Linked DNA regions of Homo sapiens: region 2 is linked to region 1. A link is an interaction called in ENCODE POLR2A ChIA-PET data of the cell type or tissue named here. Cell type or tissue: Panc1. All regions are shown on one strand. Each heading gives the region's core, and the rest is flanking DNA. Links, peaks and the distances in the headings are about the cores only. Region 1 holds the start of MIR554 (microRNA 554). Region 2 has its middle 17 kb from the start of POGZ.

Evidence for each region. ChIA-PET counts read pairs that join two places held together with the same protein. Peaks named below come from ENCODE experiments on the same cell type or tissue, not always from the same donor. Only the 100,000 strongest peaks of a DNase experiment are listed, where the experiment ranks them.
Region 2: POLR2A ChIA-PET joins it to region 1 with 11 read pairs; 10 of 35 experiments call an interaction of 5 or more read pairs at or near these places.

What each region holds. Positions count from the first base shown.
Region 1 is chr1:151,543,871-151,556,245 of GRCh38, forward strand. The region is part of intron 1 of TUFT1 (tuftelin 1); the gene reads left to right. MIR554 (microRNA 554) reads left to right here and starts at 1,926; the gene lies at 1,926-2,021. RefSeq lists an enhancer at 3,058-3,576. In Panc1, for the core only: no CTCF peak of the experiment used is centred there; DNase peaks (open chromatin) are centred at 3,320 and 5,144; H3K4me3 peaks cover 1,486 bases; H3K27ac peaks cover 6,394 bases.
Region 2 is chr1:151,470,467-151,482,841 of GRCh38, forward strand. No RefSeq gene overlaps it. Among named protein-coding and RNA genes, the nearest start is that of POGZ, 17 kb to the left of the region's middle. In Panc1, for the core only: no CTCF peak of the experiment used is centred there; a DNase peak (open chromatin) is centred at 3,147; H3K4me3 peaks cover 544 bases; H3K27ac peaks cover 653 bases.

The DNA of each region.
Region 1 (12,375 bases), core at 1,955-9,954:
GAAGCTGCGTGGCAAAAGAACAGATGTCTATGACATTAGACTTTACCATGGATGATCTCTGATTTCATTTCCCTCCTTCCCTCTCTTCCTTCTTTCCATCCTTCTTTAAATCACTTTTTTTTTTTTTTTTGAGACAGGGTCTCACTCTGTTGCCCAGGCTGGAGTGCAGTGGTGTGATCATAGCTCACTGCAGCCTTGAACTCCTGGACTCAAGGGATCCTTTCACCTCAGCCTCCCAAGTAGCTGGGACCACAGGCATACTCAACATGTTTAGCTAATTTTTCATTTTTCGTAGATATGGGTTCTCACTATGTTGCCCAGGCTAGTCTTGAACTCCTGGTTTAAAGTAATCTTCCTGCCTCGGCCTCTCAAAGTGCTGGGATTACAGGTGTGCACCACTGCACCTGGCCTTAAATCACCTTTTTTTTGGGCGGTGGGAGGGGGAGGATGGAGTCTCACTCTGTCACCCAGGCTGGGGTGCGGTGGCACAATCTTGGCTCACTGCAACCTCCATCTCCCTGGTTCAAGCAATTCTCCTGCCTCAGCCTCCCGAGTAGCTGGGATTACAGGCATGGGCCACCATGCCCAGCTAATTTTTGTACTTTTACTAGAGATGGGGTTTCATCATGTTGGCCAGGCTGGTCTCAAACTCCTGACCTCAAATGATCTGCCCGCTTCGGCCTTCCAAAGTACTGGGATTACAGGCGTGAGCCACCGTGCCTGGCCTCTTAAATCACTTTTTATCAAAGGAGTTTCACTCTTGTTGCCCAGGCTGGAGTGCAACGACGTGATCTCGGACATTTAAAATCACATATGTGCATGATTTTAAAGTATCAAAGTATCAATAATATCAAAAGGCTTTTAAAAGAAAATAGCAGTCCCCTGCTCCAAGTTCTGCTCCATGGAAGTAACCACTTTCTACTCTTTGAGCTGTTTTGTGTTTACCTCCATGTTTCTAAATAATATGCTTACAGTGATTTTAATTGATTTATCAGTTTTAGACATCTATTGACTTCTGTTGTAGGAATTATAGGAAAATCTATACTCCCACCCCTGACATGCTTCCTTCCCATCCTCCCAGTGTAATTGTATTACAATTTTTGGTAATGTAATAAACTAGTTTCTGTTAATAGCATTGTGGTCAAGAGCATGGCTCTGGGCTGAGTGCAGTGGCTCACGTCTGTAATCCCAGCACTTTGGGAGGCTGAGGCAGGTGGATCACCTGAGATCAGGAGTTCGAGACCAGCCTGACCAACATGGCAAAACCCCATCTCTACTAAAAATACAAAATTAGCCAGGTGTGGTGGTGCGCACCTATAATCCCAGCTACTTGGGAGACTGAGGCAGGAGAATCATATGTACCCAGGAGGTGGCGGTTGCAGTGAGCCGAGATCACGCCATTGCACTCCAGCCTGGGCAACAAGAGTGAAACTCCGTCTCAAACAAACAAAAAAAAGAGCATGGCTCTGGGAATCTGACTAAGGTGGGCTCTAATCAGGCTTTGATGTCTGCTTTGCCCAAGCTCACTTAGGCAAATTACTTAATTTCTTCATTCTTAGTTTTCTCACTTGTAAAACTGGGATAATAATTGCACCCTTCTCATAAGGTAGTTGTGAGGATTAAATTAGATAATACACATAAAATATGAAGCACAGTGCCTGGCATGTGGTAAGTACTCAGAGGTTAGCTATTATTTTCTATTTCTACTGGCTTAGACTAGACTGTTTTAACCTCCTATAAGCAACCAGCCAAGGGATGGAGGAAGAGTCTGGGAACTCTCTGGTTTGGGCAAGGTTTGCTCCTCCTCATTATGCTGACTTTTGTTTATTCCTGTTTCTTTCTCGTTTCCTTGATGATCCAGGTCCCTCAACCAGTGGAGAGTCCCAGGGGTGAGAGGAAGGCCTACAGATAGACCCAGGGTGAAGACCTGAGTAACCTTTGCTAGTCCTGACTCAGCCAGTACTGGTCTTAGACTGGTGATGGGTCAGGGTTCATATTTTGGCATCTCTCTCTGGGCATCTTTCCTCTTCTTTTTTAGACCTCATGACCAAGGCAGCTGGTGTCCCCTGCTGCTCTGGTTTCTTTAAGTAATATATCAGTTTTATCTTTCTTTCGAATATTTGCATTTTTTTCTTTTTTTTTTTTTTCTACAGCATCTTTTTATTGTCTTTACCATTACTTTAATGCATTTTAAAATTTATCTACATTAATTGGGAACTATTTGCATTTTTTTCATCCTCTCTCTCTTTTTCTTTTTCTTTTTTTGGATTTGTCTTGGCCAGAGAGGTTCTCCAACACCCGGGTGGACTTGGAATTTTTTTATCAGCTGCAATCTGAAGACTTGTCTTTACTGTGGAATAGGTGACATTCCTTTAGGACCTCAGAAGCTCAAGTAGTTTAATGCCAAGTCTTTCCAGAGCCTCACTCTCTTTTATTTTTTAAATTAGAATTGTGATTTATTGAAGCCTTACCATGAGCTTCATATAATTTTTTATGAACAGCTTTATTGAGATATAATTCATATACCCCATTTAAAGTATGTAACTCAGTGGTTTTTAGTACATTCACAGAGTTGTGCAATCATCAATAAATCAATTTTAGAACATTTCCTTACCTTATAAAGAAATCCTGACCCATTAGCAGTCACTCCCCATTTCCCCCCAATCTCTCTCAGCCCTAGGCAGCCACCAGTCTACTTTTTTTCTCTATGGATTTACCTATTGTGGATATTTAATATAAATGTAATCATCGGTATGTGATCCTTTGTGACTGGCATCTTTTATTAGAATGATGTTTTCAAGGTTCATCCATGTTGTAATGTGAATCAGTACTTCATTCCTTTTTATGGCTGAATAATATTCCATTATTTAGATGTATTACAACTGTGTTCGTCATGGATAAATGTTGGTGGACATTTGGGTTCTTTCTACTTTTTGGCTATCATTTATAATGCTGCTACGAACTTTGGTGTACAAGTTTTTGTGTGGAAATATATTTTCATTTCTCTTGGAGAGGAATACCTAGGAGTGGGATTGCTGGGTCAGAATATTTGCATTTTAAAGGAGGATTCATCTGTAGCCATTGCTGCTTACTCCAGAGGACTGAATGTATTCTAAAATGTGGAAGTCCTGGTTCTGTGACATCTGAGTGTGGGGAAAAACTGCTGGGCAGAGGAGCCTTTCAAGTTTGGTGGCTGCCTGTTCCTTCTACTCATGAAACTTGTCCTAAACTCAGCCCATAAATTTCTCCTCACACCATCCCATCTCTCCCATTTATTGCCAGGTTCTTACTTTCAGGAGCACTGCATTTTTCTGATGTCACCAAGGCTGCCAGGAATTTGGGGAATGCTGGGCTTTGCCAGAGAAGGAGGGATCTCCTCTGAGCGAGGAGAGTTACCTCATCATCAGGCATTTGGCACTAACATTTGCCCATAGTTCTCCAGGGTGGAGGGGGGCGTGCACCCAGATGGTTTCAGTTCCAGACACGTGTGCTCAGAGAGGTGGGATGAGCTTCCTTGCCTGCTAGTAATTATGGTGCATGCCTCTTTGGGTCAAGGTGCAGAGGCTTGTGAAATACCTTTGTTTTCTAGGGGTTGGGAAGGTTCAGTTGCGGAAATAGGTATGTGCCAGGAAGGCTGGTGGCCCAGATTTAAGCCTGGCCAGCAGAGGCAGGAAGTGGAGGAGACAATATAGGGTAAGAAGGGGATGAGTCGATGAAGGAAGAAAAGAGACGTGGTTTTCTTGGGTCTGGGAGCACAGAAGCAAAAATCACTAAGCAGGTAGTCAGAGACTAGAGAGGGCAGAGCCACTCCCTTTGATGCAGAGGGGGCACTGAGGAACTTGCCCTTTCATTCCAGGTTTGCTGGTCGCTAGGCAGGTGTCCTAGAGTGAGACTGGCTTAGCAAGTGGGTGTCTCCTTCAGAGTTGGTTCAGGAGCTCACTTCCCTCTACAGACACACTGTCACTGCTAGGCCCTAGTGTTTTCCTTTGTTAGGGCTCCAAGTAATGAGAAAGGCTGCCCCATGTAGGGTGCCACCTCAAATCCTTTTTCTCATTTCACCTCACAGTAACCCTGGTGAGCCCTCTACATAGTGCCTGTCCAGCCCATGCCTCTGGGTAGGCAGCCACATAAAAATCAAACACCTGTTTTGTTGGCTAATCTGGGGAGGAAGAAAGGGAGTGATTCTTTGTGTCATACTCCACAAAGGGCCATCTCTGGCCTAGGCAGCACTGCAGAAGGCAGGACCATGTACCTGAGACTGATGAGCTGAGTCGGGTGCGAGCCTCACTCAAGGAGAGGGTAGAGAGGGTAGGTACCCACCTATCCCATCCGGCTCTGTTCTTTGAGTTTATGGGACTTCCTTCATCCTGATCACTTGGGTGCCATTGTTACAAGGGGCTGGCTATTCCTACTTTTCTTTTTTCTTTTTCTTTTCTTTTTTTTTTTTTTTTGAGACGGAGTCTTGCTCTGTCACCAGGCTGGAGTACAGTGGCCCAATCTTGGCTCACTGCAGCCTCCACCTCCCAGGTTCAAGTGATTCTCCTGCCTCAGCCTCCCAAGTAGCTGGAGCTACAGGCGTGCGCCACCACGCCCAGCTAATTTTTGTATTTTTAGTAGAGATGGGGTTTCATCCTGTTGGCCAGGATGATCTCAATCTCTTAACCTCGTGATTCGCCTGCCTTGGCCTCCCAAAGTGCTGGGATTACAGGCTTGAGCCTCCGTGCCCAGCCTCCCATTTTTCAAAGTGGGGAAACTGAAGTGACTGCTCCTCCAGCAGCTTGAGAGGCCATGTACACTTGGGGTGGGAAAGTGGGTGGGATTGAGGGGCAAAGTGAGGGAAGAGTGGGATACAGGGTGAAGATGAATTAAGGTTGCTGGTTTCCAGCTCAGGGGCAATCTCCACTTCCTTTACTTCCTCTTAGAAAGAACCTTACACTTGACTCCTACCCAGTCCTAGTGACCCCTGTAAAACCTGGGGAGTGAGAGCTGGGGGAACGCAGGCTTTTCCCTATTCACATGAGCCTGTGGTGTGAGAACTCTGCACCTCTCTCCTTATTTCCCTGGGGCCTCCCTGTTTATCTCCTTATCTCTGCTGTGGCGTCTTGATCTCTAACCCCTCAGCTATGTGTTTACCCCCTCCCTGCTTTGAGGAGTGAGTCAGGGTTGGAGATTTGTTTGAACAGAGTGGTGAGGCTGCCTATAATTTGGAGGTAGCTGGGCTTCTCCCAAAAATGTTTATGAGGTTAGAGGCTGCTTACCTTGTGATTAGTACTGCTCCTTTTTCCCTAGAGAAGAAGGCTCCACTTCTCATCTTGCCTTTTAGAGTACCCAGTAGAGACCCCCCTGCCGGATATTTTTGGGGTGTTCCTAAAGCTCCCTGGAGCCTGCTCATAGTCCTGAGGAAATGCAAGCCTGCTCTAGAAAACAACTAAGTGCACCAGGCAGAGAGGAGCCCCAGGATTTGCTCCTTGACTCTGGGTTGGGGGTGCAGGCCGAGGTCTGTGGCCTTGCTGACTAAGATGCATTCTCCAGTTCTGGAGGATGAGGTGCCAGAGAGAGCCCTAAGTTTTTCATCAGCTCCATTAGACAATTTACCTCATCCACCCTCTTCCCTTGCAGACTTTCCAGAGCTACTTGGGAAAGTAATGCTGCTTCACCCTTGTGAAGAGATGTATGGTTTGCAAATCACTTTTACATCATTCTTGCACATCTATCTACTCTTCCTAAAATGTCGGTTGTGAAATTATCACCCTCATTTTACAGACAGAAAACTGAGGCCCAGAGAGATTAAGTGATTTGCTCAAGGATTAATGGTCATCAATCAGGACTCAGACATCCTGCCTCTGACTTCAAGTTTAGTACTTTGTTTTGAAACAGAGTCTCGCTCTGTCACCTGGGTTGGAGTGCATGGCACAGTCTTGGCTCACTGCCGCCTTGACCTTATGAGCTCAATTGATCCTCTCACCTCAGCTTCCCTAGTAGCTGGGACTGCAGGTGTGCACCACCACACCAGGCTAATTTTTGTACTTTTTGTAGAGACAGGGTCTCATTATGTTGCCCAGGCTGGTCTCAAACTCCTGGACTCAGGTGATCTGCCCTCCTGGGCCTCCCAAAGTGCTGGGATTACAGGCGTGAGCCAACATGCCTAGCCAAGTTTAGTACTTTTTCTTTCCTTCTCTTTATATGTTTTATTATAGGAGTGTCACAGGGCTCACTGCACCTCTCTCCTTATCTCCCTGGGGCCTCTGCCTCCCAGGTTCAAGCGATTCTCCTGCCTCAGCCTCCCAGGCAACTGGGATTACAGGTGCCCACCACCACACCTGGCCAGTGTTTTGTATTTTTAGTAGAGACGGGGTTTCACCATGTTGGCCAGGCTGGCCTTGAACTCCTGACCTCTGGTGATCCACCTGCTTTGGCCTCCCAAAGTTCTGGGATTATAGGCGTGAGCCACTGTGCCTGGCCCAAATAGTTTTTTCGTTTGTTTGTTTTTTTGAGACAGAGTCTCACTCTGTCACCCAGGCTGGAGTGCAATGGCGTGATCTTGGCTCACTGCAGCCTCCGCCCCTTGGGTTTAAGCGATTCTCCCACCTCAGTTTCCCGAGTAGCTGGGATTACAAGCATGCACCACCAGGCCCAGCTAATTTTTATATTTTCAGTGGAGACGGGGTTTCACCATGTTGACCAGGTTGGTCTCAAACTCCAGACCTCAAGTGATCTGCCTGCCTCGGCCTTCCAAAGTGCTGGGATTACAGGCGTGAGCCACCACACCTGGCCCCAGCTTGCTTTTTCACTTAACACTTATTTTGAGATTTATTCATGTCAATGCATGTTTCATAGTTCATTTATTTTCACAGCTGAATAGTAGTTCATTGTACTAATATGTCAGGGTTTATTCATTCATTTTCTAATTAGCCAGGCACGGTGGTGCACGCCTGTAGTCCAGCTGCTTAGGAAGCTGAGATGAGAGGATCAATTGAGCCTGGGAGGTCAAGGCTGCAGTGAGGCATGATCATGCCACTGCACTCCCGCCTGGGTAACACAGTGAGACCCTGTCTCAAAAATAATATATAATTTAAAAATTTGTTTTCTTGTCAGTGGGCCATCTGGGTGGTTTCTGGTATTTTGCCATTGCATGCAATGCTACTGTGAACATATTTCTACATGTCTTATCTTTATATTTCTATAAGTGTAATGAAATCCCCCCAAAATAGCTCATTAGCATTTTAATTTGCCTTTTCCTTTACTGGTGAGGTTGAGCATCTTTCCTATTCCATTAGCCACTTGTTATTTCTTTTTAGAGTTGCCTTCTTAGTCTTTGCTCAGTTTTTCCTTGACCTTCCTCTGCTACTTTTCTGTGTCTGCTTTTTCTAGTATTCCATACTGCTTCTCTAAACTGAAGAGCTGGAGTTTCTCAAAGGGAATTGGGAAAATCCCTGAACATATCACCTGGAACTCATGCAACAACATATTTTTTTGAGAACCTATTCTAGGCCAGCCATTGTACTAAATAAGCTATCCATGTCTTCAAGGAGCTTATGATTTTCTCGGGGGAGATGAATGAATTGTTACAAAAGAATGGGCTCCTTGTTAAAGTGCAGGATATGTAGGTTGCAGTAGGTGCTCTGACTGAGGGAGGAGTGCTGGGATAAGGGTCGGACCCTCAGAGAGGAGATACCTTGAAGGCTGAGCAGGAATTCTCCAAGGAGGCAAGGGAGGAGAGGATACCCCGGTCGGAGAAAGCAACATGCGCACCTCTGGGGAGGTGGGAGCACGTATTGCACTGGAAGACCCGTTAGCAGAAACAGACTTGGCTTTGGATGCCTTCTACAATTGGATCAGGAAAAAGTTGGGGATAGAGTGCAGGGTACATTGGGGTACTGGAGGGAGTCAAAACATTTTATGTGGTATAAACTGTGATGGTCCTGATCATAAGGGGACTCTAATACCATAATAAGGAGTTTTTGACTTTTTGTTTTTAAAAACATTTAATAGTAACATATATACAGAAAAATATGTACATCACAAATGTCCAGTCAAGTAATTTTCACAAACTAGACACATTCCTGTGAGCAGCACCCAGATCAAGAAACAAATCATTACGGGCACTGCAGAAGCCCCCTCATGTCCCCTTCTAATTACCACCTACCTCCACCTCAAGGGTAACCACTATCCTGACTTCTAAAGTGCAAATTATATTAGTTTTGCTTATTTTTGTGCTTTTTATATAAGTGGAATCATACAGTATACTTTTGTGTCTGGATTCTTTTGCTTAACATCTTTGTGAGATTTACTGATGTTGCATGTACAGTGCTTCATTCTTTTTCATTGTTGTACAAAGTTCCATTGTATGAATATATTACAATTTATTCTACTCTTGCTGAACATGTGGGTAATTTCTGGTTTGAGGCTATTTTGAAAAATGCTACTGTGAACTTTCTAGTATACATGCTTTTATGGGAAACATATGTATGTGCCAGGGCAAAGGGAAAGCCTCTCCTTCACCCTCGGAAGTTTTGCTGAAAATCACTGACAAAAGAAAATAGGGAAAAAGGCCCGGGCGCGGTGGCTCACGCCTTTAATCCCAGCACTTTGGGAAGCCGAGGCGGGTGGATTACCTGAGGTCAGGAGTTCGAGAGCAGCCTGCCCAACATGGTGAAACCCCATCTCTACTAAAAATACAAAAATTAGCTGGGTGTGGTGGGACACGCCGGTAATCCCAGCTACTTGGGAGGCTGAGGCAGGAGAATTGCTTGAGCCCGGGAGGTGGAGGTTGCAGTGAGCCGAGATCGTGCCACTGCACTCCAGCCTGGCCGACAGAGCGAGAGGGACTCTGTCTCAAAAAAAAAAAAAAAAAAAAAAAAAAGGCATACAGATTTATTTGATCATAGTTTTAGGTGACATAGGAACCTTCTGAATGAAGACCCAAATATACAGAGGAAAACGTCCATTATTTTTAAATTTTCAATTTTTATTATTTTTTAAAAGCTAGCCTTACTGAATCAGAAGCAGTCCATTCTTAGATTTGAAAAAGTATAGGCAGCTGTGTAGAAATATGATTGGACAAAAAGGGTATGATCTAATGCTGAGAGACTAAATGGGGAAACCCAGCAAGGCCTGTCTGTCTAGATTCTTCTTGACCTCTCTAAGCATTCCTTCCAGGTGTGAGACAGGGCCCTCTCTGGAATGGGGGTCTTATGACTTCAGATCAAGCAAGGTGGGTCAGATAATTTTTTTTTTTTTAGATGGAGTCTTGCTCTTGTCCCCAGGCTGGAGTGCAGTGGCACGATCTTGGCTCACAGCAACCTCCACCTCCCAGGTTCAAGCAATTCTCCTGCCTCAGCCTCCTGAGTAGCTGGGACTACAGGCACCTGACACCACGCCTGGCTAATTTTTCTATTTGTAGTAGAGATGGGGTTTCGCCATGTTGGCCAGGCTGGTCTCGAACTCCTGACCTCGTGATCTGCCCACGCCTCCCAAAGTGCTGAGATTACAGGCATGAGCCACTGCACCCGGCCAGATAATTTCTTTATAGCTAGCTTTTAATAGAAAGAGAGGTGGAAAGTCAGAGTAATATTTTTAGGTTTTATGGCTGGCTTTGGGGAAAAGGGGTTCTGGTTTCTATGACCCACCTTGAGAAGAGGGATTCTAGTTTCTATGGCTAGCCCCGGGATGGGGAGGGGAGGAATGAAAGGCCAGAAAAGAGGTCAGGAGAAAGTCAGAGAAAACTTTTTTCTTCCGAGGTCTTCATTTTGGGGTATCATATTCTGAGATCCTACATTTGCATTTCTGTTGGGTAGAGTAACTAGTGGTGGAATTGCTGTGCCTTAGAGTACTTTTGTGTTTATCTTTGGTCCATGCTTCTGAATTTTCCAGCGATTGTGTTGCTGCGCAATCCCAGCATCAGTGTCTCAGAGTGTCGGTTGTTCCACATCTGCTGAACACTTCGTATTTTTTTTTTATCCATTTCATGTTAGTCATTCTGATAGGTATTTTGTGGCATTGTTTTGTGGTTTTACTTTCCAGCTCTTTGATAATGCCTAATGAAGTTGAACCCCTTGTCATATGTTTAATGACTGTTTGGGTATCCTCACAATGATGTGTCTGTTGGCATCTTCTGCCTGTTTTTCTATTGGGCTGCATGTCTGGCTGGCTGTCTCCCTTTCTTTCTTTAAGTAAACATTTTATTTTGAAATAATTTTAAATTTACAGAAAAGTTGCAAAGTAGTACAGAGAACTCTTATATACCCTTCATCCAGTTTTCCCACAATGTTAACATCTTATGTCACCATGGCACGTTTGTCATATAAAGAAATTAATGTTGGTACAATGCTGTTAACAAAGTTGTAGACTATCTGGGTTTCACCACTTTTTCCACTAATATCTTTTTTCTGATCCAGGATTCAGTCCAGGATCCCATGTTAATCATTTTGTTTAGTAGGAATTCTTTATATATTCTGGACATCTTTTGTCAGATATACATATAGTGAATTTCTTTTGCTCTGTGGGTTGCCATGCAGTGTTTTTTTAAATTTTATTTTATTGTTATTGAGACAGAGTCTTGCTCTGTTGCCCAGGTCGGAGTGCAGTGGCACGATCTTGGCTCACTGCAACCTCTGCCTCCCGGGTTCAGGCAATTCTCCCGTCTCAGCCTCCTGAGTAGCTGGGACTACAGGCACGTGCTACCACACCCGGCTAATTTTTGTATTTTTAGTAGAGATGGGGTTTCAACATGTTGGCCAGGCTGGTCTCGAACTCCTGACCTCGTGATCTACCTACCTTGGCCTCCCCAAAGTGCTGGGACTGTGAACCACTGTGCCCGGCCCCCTTTTTTTTTTTTTTTTTTTTTTTTTTGAGACAGAGTCTCACTCCGTTGCCCAGACTGGAGTGCAATAGCACAGTCTTGGCTCACTGCAACCTCTGCCTCCAGAGTTCAAGCGATCCTCCTGCCTCAGCCTCCTGAGTAGCTGGGACTACAGGCATGTGCCACCACTCCTGGGTAATTTTTGTATTTTCAGTAGAGACAGGGTTTCAGCATGTTGGCCAGGCTGGTCTTGAACTCCTGACCTCAGGTGATCCACCCACCTCGGCCTCCCAAAGTGCTGGGGTTACAGGTGTGAGCCACCACACCAGCCCTCTTAGCAGTGTCTTTTGATGAATAAAAGTTCTAAATTTTAAGGCCGGGCATGGTGGCTCACTCCTGTAATCCCAGCACTTTGGGAGGCCGAGGCGGGTGGATCACATGAGGTCAGGAGTTCAAGACCAGCCTGGGCAACATGGCGAAACCATGTCTCTATCAAAAATACAAAAACTTAGCCAGCTATGGTGGTGCACACCTGTAATCCCAGCTACTCAGGAGGCTGAGGTAGGAGGATTGCTTGAACTGGGGAGTCAGAGGGTGTGGTGAGCCAAGATTGTGCCATTGCATTCCAGCCTGGGTAACAGAATGAGACTCCCTCTCAAAAAAAAAAAAAAAATTATAAGGCATACACTAACATTTTAATAGTGGCTGTTTCTGGGTGGCAGGATTATAAATGCTTATTTTCTTCAGTATATTCTTTTTGTCCCTGCAAGTACTTGAAGGAATATTAATTCCTTTTTTTTTTTTTTAACAAAAAAGATAATTATAGGTCGGGCATGGTGGCTCACACCTGTAATCCAAGCACTTTGGGAGGCCGAGGCAGGCAGATCACGAGGTCAGGAGTTTGAGACCAACCTGGCCAACATGGTGAAACCCCTTCTCTACTAAAAATACAAAAATTAGCCGGACGTTGTGGTGGGTGCCTATAGTCCCAGCTACTTGGGAAGCTGAGGCAGGAGAATCGTTTGAACCCAGGAGGCAGAGGTTGCAGTGAGCTGAGATGGTGCCATTGCACTCCAGCCTGGGTGACAAGGTGAGACTCCGTCTCAAAAAAAAAAAAAAAAAAAAGATAATTATAGATTCACATGCAGTTATAAGAAATAATAGAATTCCCCCATATCCTTTATTCCATTTTTTCCAGTGGTAACATCTTGCAAAACTGTGGTACTCTATCACAACCAGGATATTGGCATTGATACAGTCAAGCTATGGAACATTTCCATCACCAAAAGCACCCCTCATGTTGCCCTTTGAGAGCCACACTCATTTCCCTCCTCCCCCCCACTTTCTTCTTAACTCCTAGTAACCACCAGTCCTTTTCCCATTTCTATAACTTTGTTATTTAAAAAATGTTACACAAGTGAAATTATAGAGCATGTAAACTTTTGTGATTGGCTTTTTTCACTCAGCAAATTCTCTGGAGAGTGTTGTTGCATGTATCAATAGTTTGATCCTTTTTATTGCTGAGTAGTATTCCACAATAACAGATGTGCCACAGTTTGTTTAACCATTTCTCT
Region 2 (12,375 bases), core at 3,017-11,016, 72 kb before region 1:
CCCCTTTGGCCCTGAACTTGGGGTGGTTCACTCTGCAGTCCTCACTGCAGTGTCACCTTGCCCTACTAAGGCTGCCTCCTCCAGCAAGCTTCTCAGCCACTGTGGCTCTCCCTCATAGCACCCCAGGAAAGCGGGGCCTCAGGGTCCCCTTCTGCCAGACTGTAGTTCACTCACACTTTTATCTGATGTGCTGCGCCACAGGAGGGTACAAGGCATGCCTAGTGTGGTGGCGCATGCCACCAGGAGTGGTGGCGCATGCCTGTAATCCCAGCTACTCGGAAGACTGAGGCAGGAGAATTGCTTGAACCCAGGAGGCAGAGGTTGTGGTGAGCGAAGATCGCACCATTGCGCTCCAGCCTGGGCAACAAGAGCAAAACTCCATCTCAAAAAAAAAGAAAAAGAACTGTCAATAATTATTATTTTAGTTATATTATTATTGTTTTATCATTTTTGTTATTATTAATATCCTTAGTGGGTAAGTGGGCCGCTATTGACAATGGGGAGTGTTTCCCAACCATCAACACTCTCACCCACACATACACTTGGGCTACTTTTTTTTTTTTTTTTAAGATGGAGTTTCGCTCATTACCCAGGCTGGAGTGCAATGGCACCATCTCGGCTCACTGCAACCTCTGCCTCCCAGGTTCAAGTGATTCTCCTGCCTCAGCCTCCCGAGTACCCAGTAGCTAGGATTACAAGTGCCCACCACCACGCCTAGCTAACTTTTTTACTTTTAATAGAGACCCCATCTGTATTAAACCCCTTTTGCCATGTTGGCCAGGCTGGTCTTGAACTCCTGACCTCAAGTGATCCACCTGCCTCGGCCTCCCAAAGTGCTGGGATTACTGGCATGAGCCACCGCACCGGGCCCAATTTGGGCGTTTTAATCCAAACGTTAAGCTACTGAAAGTGGCCAGATTGGAGTGTGTGTAATGGGGGGAAGAAATGGGTGTAAAGATAGAAAGTTTCAGTCACAAACTTGTTAGCATGACAGAGAGCTCCCCTACTTGAGAAGGGACAAAGTCAATTCAAGACCTTTGGGCTTTCTGGCTGGATGCGGTGGCTCATGCCTATAATCTCAACACTTTGGGAGGCCAAGGCAGGTGGATCACCTGAGATCAGGAGTTCGAGAACAGCTTGACCAAAATGGTGAAACCCCGTCTCTACTGAAAATACAAAAATTAGCCGGGCGTGGTGGTGTGCGCCTGTAAATCCAGCTACTAAGGAGTCTGAGACAGGAGGATTGCTTGAACCCAGGACGCAGAGGTTGCAGTGAGCTGAGATTGCGCCACTGCACTCCAGCCTGGGCAACAGAGCAAGACTCCATCTCAAAACAAACAAACAAACAAACAAAGACCTTCAGGCTTTCATATAACCTATATGGGTGGATGAAATTTTAGAAATAAATAATAAGGGGAAAAAAGATAAATAAAAATTCAAATTTTAAAATAAAGTAAAATAGATCCATGGGGGTATCTGATGACATGATATTCCAGCAACTCAGATTTCTCTGGGACTCCACTGGAGACAGATCTTTCAGGCACATTTGTAATATGTCCACTGCCCAGGGGACAGGATAGAAGAGCCATAGAAAAAAAGGGAACTTGGCAGAATTGCCTTTGTATAACTTTCTTTCAGTAAAGAAAGTTATAGCTTTCTTTACTGAAATAATAGCTTTAAAGAGACAAATTATTCACAAATCATTAGTAGGAAATGTTGAGATGAGATGATAAGCAAGAAAGGTAATTAAAGTCTGTACTATTCTTAAAATGAAATACTGTCTAAGTATAGAGGAATAAATTAGATGACTTTTCAACCTTTCCAATCTAAGCATCCTTAAAAAGTTCCACTGTCTAGCACAGTGGTTTTTAAACATTTTTTGACAGCCACCCACAGTAAAAAGCATATTCTACATCTTGACTGGCTACACACAAACACACAGTACTTTTCATGATTCAGATTGTATGAAAGACTACTGATATTCACTATGTGATAGCTTTCTATTCTCTTTTATTACACCTCTTTTTTTTTTTTTTTTTTTTTTGAGACAGTGTCTTGCTCCGTTGCCCAAGCTGGAGTGCAGTGGCTTATAAAACATGGCTCACTGCAGCCTTGAACTCCTGGGCTCATGCAATCCTCCTGCCTCAGCCTCTGGAGTAGCTGGGACCACAGAAGTGCACCACCACACCCGGCTAGTTTTATTTTTATTTGTAGAGATGGGATCTCCCTATGTTGCCCAGTCTGGTCTCCAACCTGGGGCCTCAAGTGTTCCCCCTGCCTCGGCCTCCCAAAGTGCAGGGATTACAGCTTGGGCCACTGTGCCCAGCCCTTTCTTCCATCATTCCGTCCTCTCCTTCCTTCTTAATACTGCTTGTCAAACTGATTTTGCCACCCAGTTTGAAAAAGAAGGTCTAGAGGATTATCCCAATCATTAACTATTTCTGCAGGTTAGCTTACCTTTCCAGAATACAGAATAGAATTCAGCAAACTGCCTCAAAGAGCAGTTTCTAGATTTGACTTCTTCCTCTAGGGTTTATGAAGTCATCATACTGAAGTGACCTGGATTTCCCTATACGTGAACCTCATGACGTGGGAGCCCGGGGTAGGGAGGGACAGATAACATGAGAATCAATAGAAAGAACTGCAAGGTCTGAAGACAAGAACCATTTGTCTAGTGGAGTCTATTTTATATCCATTTTTTAAAAATCTCCATTTAAGATATTTAGCTTCAACGTGCACCTTGACCAATTAATCCAACAAACAAAACTCTGGCTTGGGGGCCCAGTTACTCACTTTCATGGAAAGAGACCTCTGTTTTTAGAACCAGGGATCTTGTGAGTCCCTCCCACGTCCCCAGCCCTTCTCTGGCCTCGGGTAACTTTTCCCTCCAGTTTGGTGGAAGGTTACATTAGAAGAAAATAGTCCCTACCGTCTAGAAAGTTTTCGGGGGGGGAAAAAAGGGCGTTGGACGTGCGGGTGGGTGGGTATACCGGGAGGGGACAGCTGGAGCCGCGAAGGCGCGGGGGCCCGCGGCGCGTGGGTGTGGAGGCCGCGGGGCGGCAGGAGGCACTGGGAAGCGGGGTGAAGAGCACCGAAGTCCAGAAAAGGGCAGTGTCCGCCCTGCGCTCCTCTGCTGGCGCCCGCAACCCGGGAGGGAGCGGCGAGGCTCCGAAGGGTGGGATTCGAGGTCTGAACCCTCGAGTGGGCTTGGGTTTTCAGGAGCCGCCTTTTCTTATTGATCATTTCTCTTTTGTCATCATAATCTCTTGGCCTCAGACTGAGTTAAGGGAGCCATAGTAGGAGTGCAGAAAATGAAGTGGAGGAAAAAAAAATGTGATATTTAAAATATAGTTTTTCCTACTTTCTTTTTCTCTCTCAAATTAATTTAGATGTAAATAACATTTTAACAGGGCCCAACATCAGGCTCCTAGGCTCTGGCTGCTGGTCTCACTTGACACCAGAATAAGATTTTGGTGTGCTAGTAATTTTGCCAAATGGAGGCCTACTCCCCAAAACATCACCGTGGTGCATGATGAACATTTCTGTAGGTGATGACGTGGAGTTTTTGTTTTACTTCATTCTAATACATGTCCCTGCTTCAAGTGGGTAAAATTATACCTAGCTCAGCCCAGGTTTAATTCAGATTATTTAAAAAATTTCAGTGGCAAGTAATTTACGAGCTTCTCTTTATTAAGATTTAGGAAATTTTGCTTTATTGCGCATGCATTTTAAGTATTTTTTTGCTGTGTTCCTAGTGTAGATAGAAAACAACCTGTCACTGTCTCCTAGTTGGCCCTGTCAACAAACATTTGAGAAGTGCTTAGATCAGAATGCTGTTGAGTACTACAAATTAAACAATCTGATGTACTTGTTAATTTCATTACAAACAGCAGTTAGGATTTCATATACATATAGTCTGTACCATGCTATATATCAGAAATCTTTGTAAATATAAACTCCTTAAATATAGGGACCCAGTTTTATTCTTCAGCGAAAGGGAGTTAATCTTTTGGTGTTGTGCATTTAGAAGGATCTCGGATGTAAGAGGCTCATTAAATGATAGCTGTTAGTATTATTTATCTTGGTATCTTCCAAAGGGCTTTGCACATGGCTAACACTAAGAAATATTGGTTGAATGAATGAAGGTGCCATGCCCATACTGTGATATACACAGAGAAAAGACCAGGATGGGGACACTAGCACAGTGATTTCATTTCATCAGTGAAGCTTTGTGTGGAAGTGTCCCTCCTGCAGCCCTTTTACCAGATGCAGGCTCCCTTGACCTTGGATTGTGGACCACTTAAAATTTTCAGGGGAAAAAGTGTGCCTAATTAGCTAGTAGGGCCTAACCTCTTGTCAAGATGGAACTTGAGAAGTTTGTCTAAGTATGGAAAAGCTAAGCTCACTTGACACAGATCACGGGAAGAAAGATTTCTGCATGTTATTCAAGTTATTCACGTCAAAAGCGATTAGGGGGCCCCAGCTTCCATTACATCATTCATTAGGAAAATGTGTGCTGGGAGCTCTGCAAATCACATGATTTGATGGAGGCATTGAGACTGGGTTTCTTGTGTGTCTGCCCTTGGCCATATTCAGTTTTTAGTATGTTTGGAAAAGGCTGAAGCAGAACATGAAGATCTAGTTTATTTTAATGCTGTCAGACAGCTAAATGGTGGAAACTTGTTGAAGAGATTTACTGAGCTGTTTCCTTAGATTGAAGACTTTAGAGAATTAATTAACAGGGTTCTGAGAGATACAACATGCCAGACCCCTACTGACTCTAAGAGTGTACTTTCTTACTGATATGATGTGATAGCTGAGCACAGTATATGTGAAACTGCTGGGGAGTAATACAAGAGCAGTGCTGATGTGTTCTAAGACATGCAGGTGTTCAGATGAGAACTGGCCATGACAACTGAGTCAGCCAGGCACTGGACTCATTTCCTTTTGCTTAAGCACCATGAGCTCAGTAGAAGCACAGACTTTCACAAGGTGCTGAACTACTTGGTGAAAATGAAGTCACAATTTTGGAAGAGCTTCACTGATTTTGATGTGTAGGTATTGTTTCACGTTTTAGCTGTTGCTTTTAGAATGCATGCCTTAAGATGGTTCTCAGTTATCATGCTATATCTATGCCACGCCATTTCTAGAGCAAGTAACTTAGCTGAAAGTGACTATACCTATAAGAAAACAAATATCCCTGTAGAGACATTTGTAGATGAATTGTGGAAGTACTCTAAAATTTTTGGCCAGATTTTGGGGAATGTTTGAGTCTAGCTGGTACAGAAAGTACATTCTGTTTTATGAAAATAGCAACATTGAAGTGAAAAGATATCATTAATGTATACATGTAGTCAGAAATTGAATGTGCCCTGGCTGATTGCAATTTATTTATTCACTTAATGCGTATTTATTGAGTACAAGGCCTTAGAGTTTCCTCAGTTCTTATAGTCTGTAACAGTGCCATTCCATAGGAATGTAATGAGAGCCACATATATAATTTACAATTTTCTAGTAGCCACATTAAAAAATTAAAAAGAAACTGATAAAATTAATGTTAATATTAATATATTTTATTTCACCAAATATATCTAAAAATATATCTAAAATATTATCCTAATATGTAATTAATATACTTTTATTGGTTTTTTTTTTTTGTTTTTTTTTTTTTTTTGGGGACAGGGTCTCACTCTGTCACCCAGGCTGGAGTGCAGTGACACAATCATGGTTCATTGCAGCCTCAACCTTCTGGGCTCAGATGCTCCTCCCACCTCAGCCTCGTGAGTAGCTGAGACCACAGGCATTTGCCACCAGCTAATTTTTTGTATTTTTTTGTAGAGACAGGATTTCCCATGTTGCCCAGGCTGGTCTCCAACTCCTGGGCTCACGCGATCCACCCGCCTTGGTCTCCTGAAGTGCAGGGATTACAGGCATGAGCCACTAGAAATTATTAACAAATTATTTTACATTCTTCGTTTTGAATTAAGTTTCTCGAATTTACTTACAGCAAATCTCACATTGCACTAGCCACATTTCAGGTACTAAAAAACTACATGTGATTAATGGTTACCATACTGGGCAGTCCATGTCTAGAGAGAAATACAGATGTGTAATTTGTAAACAGGTAAACAGATAATTTCTTTTCTTTTTCTATTTTTCTTTTTTTTTTGAGACAAATTCTCACTCTCCCAGGCCGGAGTGCAGAGGCTCAGTGCAGCCTCCACCCCCTGGGCTCAAGCGATCCTCCCAGCTAACCTCCCCAACTCCCCACCCCAGCAGCTGGGACTACAGGTGGGTACCACCATGTCCAACTAATTTTTATAGAGATAGGTTTTCATCATGTTACCCAGACTAGATAATTTTAATTAAATGTAATAAAGGCTATGATGAGAAAAGTACACTCATCATACAATGAAAGCATAGAAAAGGGGCTTAGTTCCTCCAGTTTTTCCTCCTAAAATCTCATAATTCTCTCTGCTTCTCTGCATCCTGCCTGCCACGACTCTAATCTAAGCCAGATTATCTCTCTCCTAGACTTGCACAACAGCTTCCGAAATTGTCTACCTGCATCTATCCCTGCCCCTGTTTGCAGATAAAGTGAGCTTTTAAAAACGCCCATCAGATCATGTCATTCCTCTGTTTAAAACCTTAAATATATGATGAACACATTGGACAAGTGTGAGATGATGTACATAAAGCGCCCAGCCCAAAGGTTCTGCTCACTGAGTTTAGTTCTCCTCGTTTCTTCCTTTCACTCTCTTTTTTCTTCCTCTTACTTTCCTCCCCAGCTCCTTCCTCTTATCACCTATCAGTCTCTTATCATCTGAATTTCTTTTTTCTTTCTTCCTTCTCACTTGCTTTCCATTTTTTTCTTCCATCTTTACTTTCTCTCCTTTCTGCTTTAGTTTATTTTAATATAGAATTTAAATAGATTTAGAAATTCATTCTTTAATTATTTACTTCTGAGTTCCAAGCTCTTCATTTAAAAATCAAAAGAGTACTGGGCACTGTGGCTCACGCCTGTAATCCCAGCACTTTGGGAGGCCGAGGTGGGCGGATCACCTGAGGTCAGGAGTTCGAGACCAGCTTGGCCAACATGGTGAAAACCTGTCTCTACTTAAAATACAAAAATTAGCCAGGCGTGGTGGCAGGGGCCTGTAATCCCAGCTACTCAGGAGGCTGAGGCAGGAGAATCGCTTGAACCCAGGAGGTGGCGGTTGCAGTGAGCCGAGATTGCACCATTGCACTCCAGCCTGGGGGACAAGAGCGAGACTCCGTTTCAAAATAAATAAATACATAAATAAAAATAAAAATAATAAAAAGAGCTTGGCCAGGTGTGGTGGGTCACACCTATAATTCCAGCATTTTGGGAGGCCAAGGTGGGTGGATCACTTGAGGTCAGGAGTTCAAGACCAGACTGGCCTGGCTAACGTGGTGAAAACCCGTTTCCACTAAAAATACAAAAATTAGCCAGGTGTGGTGGTGCACACCTGTAGTCCCAGCTACTGAGGAGGCTGAGGCAGGAGAATCACTTGAACCTGGGAGGCAGAGGTTGCAGTGAGCCAAGATCACACCACTGCACTCCAGCCTGAGTGACAGAGTGAGACTCTGTCAAAAACAAACAAACAAACAAACAAACAAACAAACAAACAAAAAACTTGACCTTTTATCAGGATTAAATTAAGATGCTTTTTACTTCAGCATGGTCTTCAGTTAATTTTTTTTGTAGGTTGGAGAGCTTCTTTAGAAAAATGCATATAGTTTCCCAGAAGGAGGAAAGCAATCCCCTTCACATTTTATAGGGAGAAAATGGTGCAGTCACTTAGAAAGGGTCATGTGGTGGTGATTTGAAACAAGTCAGAAGAACCCAGGCTCTCGCCACAGCCCTTCCTCTCTTAGGCAAATTTCTGCCTCCTGGCAGTAGAGCAGTGAGGCAAGTTAATTATTCAGTGTTTGTGGAGGTCAATAAATAAATGAAATACCTAATTAAATAAATTTTTGGAGTGCTGAGAGCAGGCAGTTTCCTTAACTTAACACATTTCCTTTGGAGGACCAGTTCTCTTCCTTGAAAGAACAGCCAATCTAGCCATATGGGCTGTTTCCTTCTAGTTCTGAGAAGGTGGATTTATGACCCTCTGTGTACTCATCTTTCTGTTTCTGTCTCTGACATAGACAACTCTGCCAGGTGCCAGCACTCCTACCTCCACTGAAAGCAAGGAGACATCCTGAAATTACAGAAGGAAGAAAGGAAGTTACAATTCAAGAAGGACTTCTTGCTGCCAAGGCACAGTAGCACCAATACAAAACAAATGAGGGAGGATTTTAGCCTAGAAAATATGTCTCTGTGGAAAAAAGACCCCCCCCGCCCCCCCATCCCAGGTCTGGCCCAAAGGAGGGCCTCCCTCCGGTAAGGCTTGGGCGTTCACATTCAGAATCCACTAACATTTGTTGAGCAGATACTGCATACAAGACAGCTCCATATACATCTTCTTCTATACCATTTTAATCTAAGAGAAGCCTTCCAATGTTTTCCCAAATGAAGTCTTATCTTGAAATGAGACTCTGTAGACTTAAACCAACTACAGAAACACTTTAGTATTAAGGTGCCACCCACGCTGAAACATTTTTCCTAGCTTTGACCATTGCTCTGTGAACATCCAGAGCCTGTTTACCACATTCCATTCCAACAGCTTGTTCTTAATCTCTCACTTCAGAGATTTACTGAGCTCTTTCTGAATAGAATTACTCTTGTGAAAGAAACAGTAGCAGCATGTTATATTAGTTAGGATAGACTAATTGCTATAACACATAGACCCAAATAAGAATAATGGCTTGCCCAGGTGTGGTGGCTCACGCCTGTAATCCCAGCACTTTGGGAAGCCAAGGTGGGAGGATCACTTGAGGTCAGGAGTTTGAGAACAGCCTGGCCAGTATGGTGAAACCCCCATCTCTACTAAAAATCCAAAAAAAATAGCTGGCATGGTGGCTGGCACCTGTAATCCCAGCTACTCGGGAAACTGAGGCAGGAGAATCACTTGAACCCAGGAGGTTGAGGTTACAGTGAGCTGAGATCGCGCCACTGCACTCCAGTCTAGGTGACAGAGCAAGACTCTGTTTCTAAAAAAAGAAAAAAGAATAATGACTCAGATACAATAGACATTTATTTCTTGCCCTTTGGGTGGCAGGGCACTTCTCCTCCATACAGCTATTTCAGGAATTCAGGATATGAAGGCCTGCCATGCAAAAGGCATGGAAGAGCATATGTGGGAAAATTTTATGGGCCTAGAAGTAGGGTATATCCGTCGAAATGGGCTCCACAGATTGGTGTTGGTTTGCAAATAGTTTGTTACTGGTACTTGACAATATAAGAATAGAAATGGAAAGTAAACCTTTAGAAAGCTTTATAGCAATCTGGGGCCAGGCGCGGTGGCTCATGCCTGTAATCCCAGCACTTTGGGAGGCCGAGGCAGGCGGATCACTTGAGGTCAGGAGTTCAAGACCAGCCTGGCCAACATGGTGAAACCCCGTCTCTACTAAAAATACAAAATTAGCCGGGCATGGTGGTGTGCGCCTATAGTACCAGGTACTCAGGAGGCTGAGGCAGGAGAATCGCTTTGAACCCAGGAGACGCAGGTTGCAGTGAGCCAAGATCACTCCACTGTACTCCAGCCTGGGCAACAATATCAAAACTTCGCCTCAAAAAAAAAAAAAGTTTTATAGCAATTTTGATACAGTAATTATCTGTTGAATCTAAAATTTAAAAATTGGGGCTGGGTGCGGTGGCTCATGCCTGTAATCCCAGCACTTTAGGAGGCCGAGGAAGGCAGATCACTTGAGGCCAGGAGTTCGAGACCAGCTTGGCCAACATGGTGAAACCTCGTCTCTACTAAAATTACAAAAATTAGCTGGGCATGGTGGTAGCCACCTGTAATCCCAGCTACTCAAGAGGCTGAGACAGTGAACCCAGGAGGTGGAGGTTGCAGTGAGCTGAGATCATGCCACTGCACTCCAGCCTGGGTGACAGAGTGAGACTTTATATATATGGCTTAATTTTCTTTTTTTTTTATAATTAACATTTTATATTTTAAAAAAATATAAAAAAACTGAACTCACTGCCTTTGGACTGTAAGAATATAAGGAAAAAAAATTGAACTCACCATTGGTAAAGGGTCATAAAGTTTTTATGACAAAGGAAATAGATGCCCTGATATTAAGAAGACAACAAGAATTTAAAAGACCTTTAGTTCTCAGGAACCAGCACTAAAAAACTCTGATTCAGAACCCCCAGAAATGAGGCAAAGATGATAGATGAAATGTTTCAAACTGTGTTAACAAACAGTGCAATCAGAGGAAAAGACAGGAGCAGCACAGAGAACAGCATTGACAATTTTAAGAGATGAGGGCAACCACCCTACCCAAAATTCATCACCTTTTTCTTGGAAGGGGCCTGGAAATTAAGTACAACTTGGAAAGCAGGGACTAAGAGAACATTATATTAAATAACTCTTCCCGCCGGGCATGGTGGCTCATGCCTATAATCCCAGCACTTTGGGAGGCTGAGGTGGGTAAATCACAAGGTCAGGAGTTTGAGACCAGCCTGGCCAAGAGACCAGCCTGGCCAATATGGTGAAAGCCTGTCTCTCCTAAAAATACAAAAACTAGCCAGGCGTGGTGGTGGGTGCCTGTAATCCCAGCTACTCGGGAGGCTGAGGCAGGAGAATTGCTTGAACCTCGGAGGTGGAGGTTGCAGTGAGCCGAGATTGCATCATTGCACTCCAGCCTGGGCGACAGAGTGTGACTCCAACTCAAATAAATAAATAAATAAATAACTCACTCTTCCCTTAAATATGATCTGGCCACAGGACCAACTCTGTAAACAGGGTAATTTTTTTCCCTATGGTAATGTAAAAAGTCAATTAAATTTCCTTTTTTCTTTTTCTCTGTTTATGATTCTTCATCATTCAGCTTAAAAAGTCAGGTAATCTTGACTAGGTGTGGTGGCTCATGCTTGTAATCCCAGCACTTTGGGAGGCTGAGGTGGGCAGATCACCTAAGGTCAGGAGTTTGAGACCAACCTGGCCAACATGGTGAAAACCGCGTCTCTATTAAAAATACAAAAATTAGCTGGGCATGGTGACAAGCACCTGTAATCCCAGCTACTCGGGAGACTAAAGCAGGAGAATCTTTTGAATCCAGGATGCGGAGGTTGCAGTGAGCCAAGATTGCACCACTGCACTCCAGCCTGGGTAACAGAATGAGACTCTTTCTCAAAAAAAAAAAAAAGTCAGATAATCAAAAGACACTTTTTACTGTTCTAAATTATAGGATTTTCAACATTGTTTCTATCTAATTCAGCATCATTTTACAATTTTATTTAAAAGTAGTTAATTGGATGGGCATGGTGGGTCACACCTGTAATCCCAACACTTTGGGAGGCCGAGGCAAGAGGATTGCTTAAGTCCAGGAATTCAAGGCCAGCCTGAGAAACATGGTGAGACCCTGACTTTAAAAAGAAAAAAAAGGGGAGTGGGCAAAAAAAAAAAAAAAAAAAAAAGAAATTGATTCAGGCCTGCCTTAGTCTGAAAAAATTTTTTACTTTCCTATGGACAGTACCTCAGCTTGGTCCAAAATATTTCCCCCATTACTGTTTCTGAAAAAGGATGTCAGAGATGCTATTTCAAATCACTGAAGACTAAGTTGAGCCTGCTAACATTGGAGAGAACAAACTTGAAGGCAAGGAAGGTTTAACCCCAACACTGCTAAGTATCCTGCTACTACTCGATAGGAGATGACTATCAGGAGTTTAGATCTTCTTGGTCACCAAAGCCATCTGGCTAGTGGGACAGGGCCCTGCTACCTTGATTTCTCTTCTACCAAAGTCTCAATTTCAGAAATTCTTCACTAAAAATTCTTGGTTGGGTGCAGTGGCTCATGCTTGTAATCCTAGCACGTTGGGAGGCCAAGGAGGGCAGATCACCTGAGCTCAGGAGTTCAAGACCAGCCTGGACAACATGGCAAAACCCCATCTCTACAAAAAATATAAACATTTTGGCTGGGCGCGGTGGCTCTGACCGGGCGCGGTGGCTCTGTCCAGGCGCGGTGGTTCATGCCTGTAATCCCAGCACTTTGGGAGGCTGAGGCGGGTGCATTGCTTGAGTTCAGGAAGTTAGAGACCAGCCTGACCAACATGGTGAAACCCAGTCTCTACTAAAAATACAAAAATTAGCCGGGCATGGTGGCAAGCACCTGTAATCCCAGCTACTTGGGAGGGTGAGGCAGGAGAATGGCTTGAACACGGGAAGCAGAGGTTACGATGAGTCAAGATCGGCCAGGCGCAGTGGCTCACGCCTGTAATCCCAGCACTTTGGGAGGCCG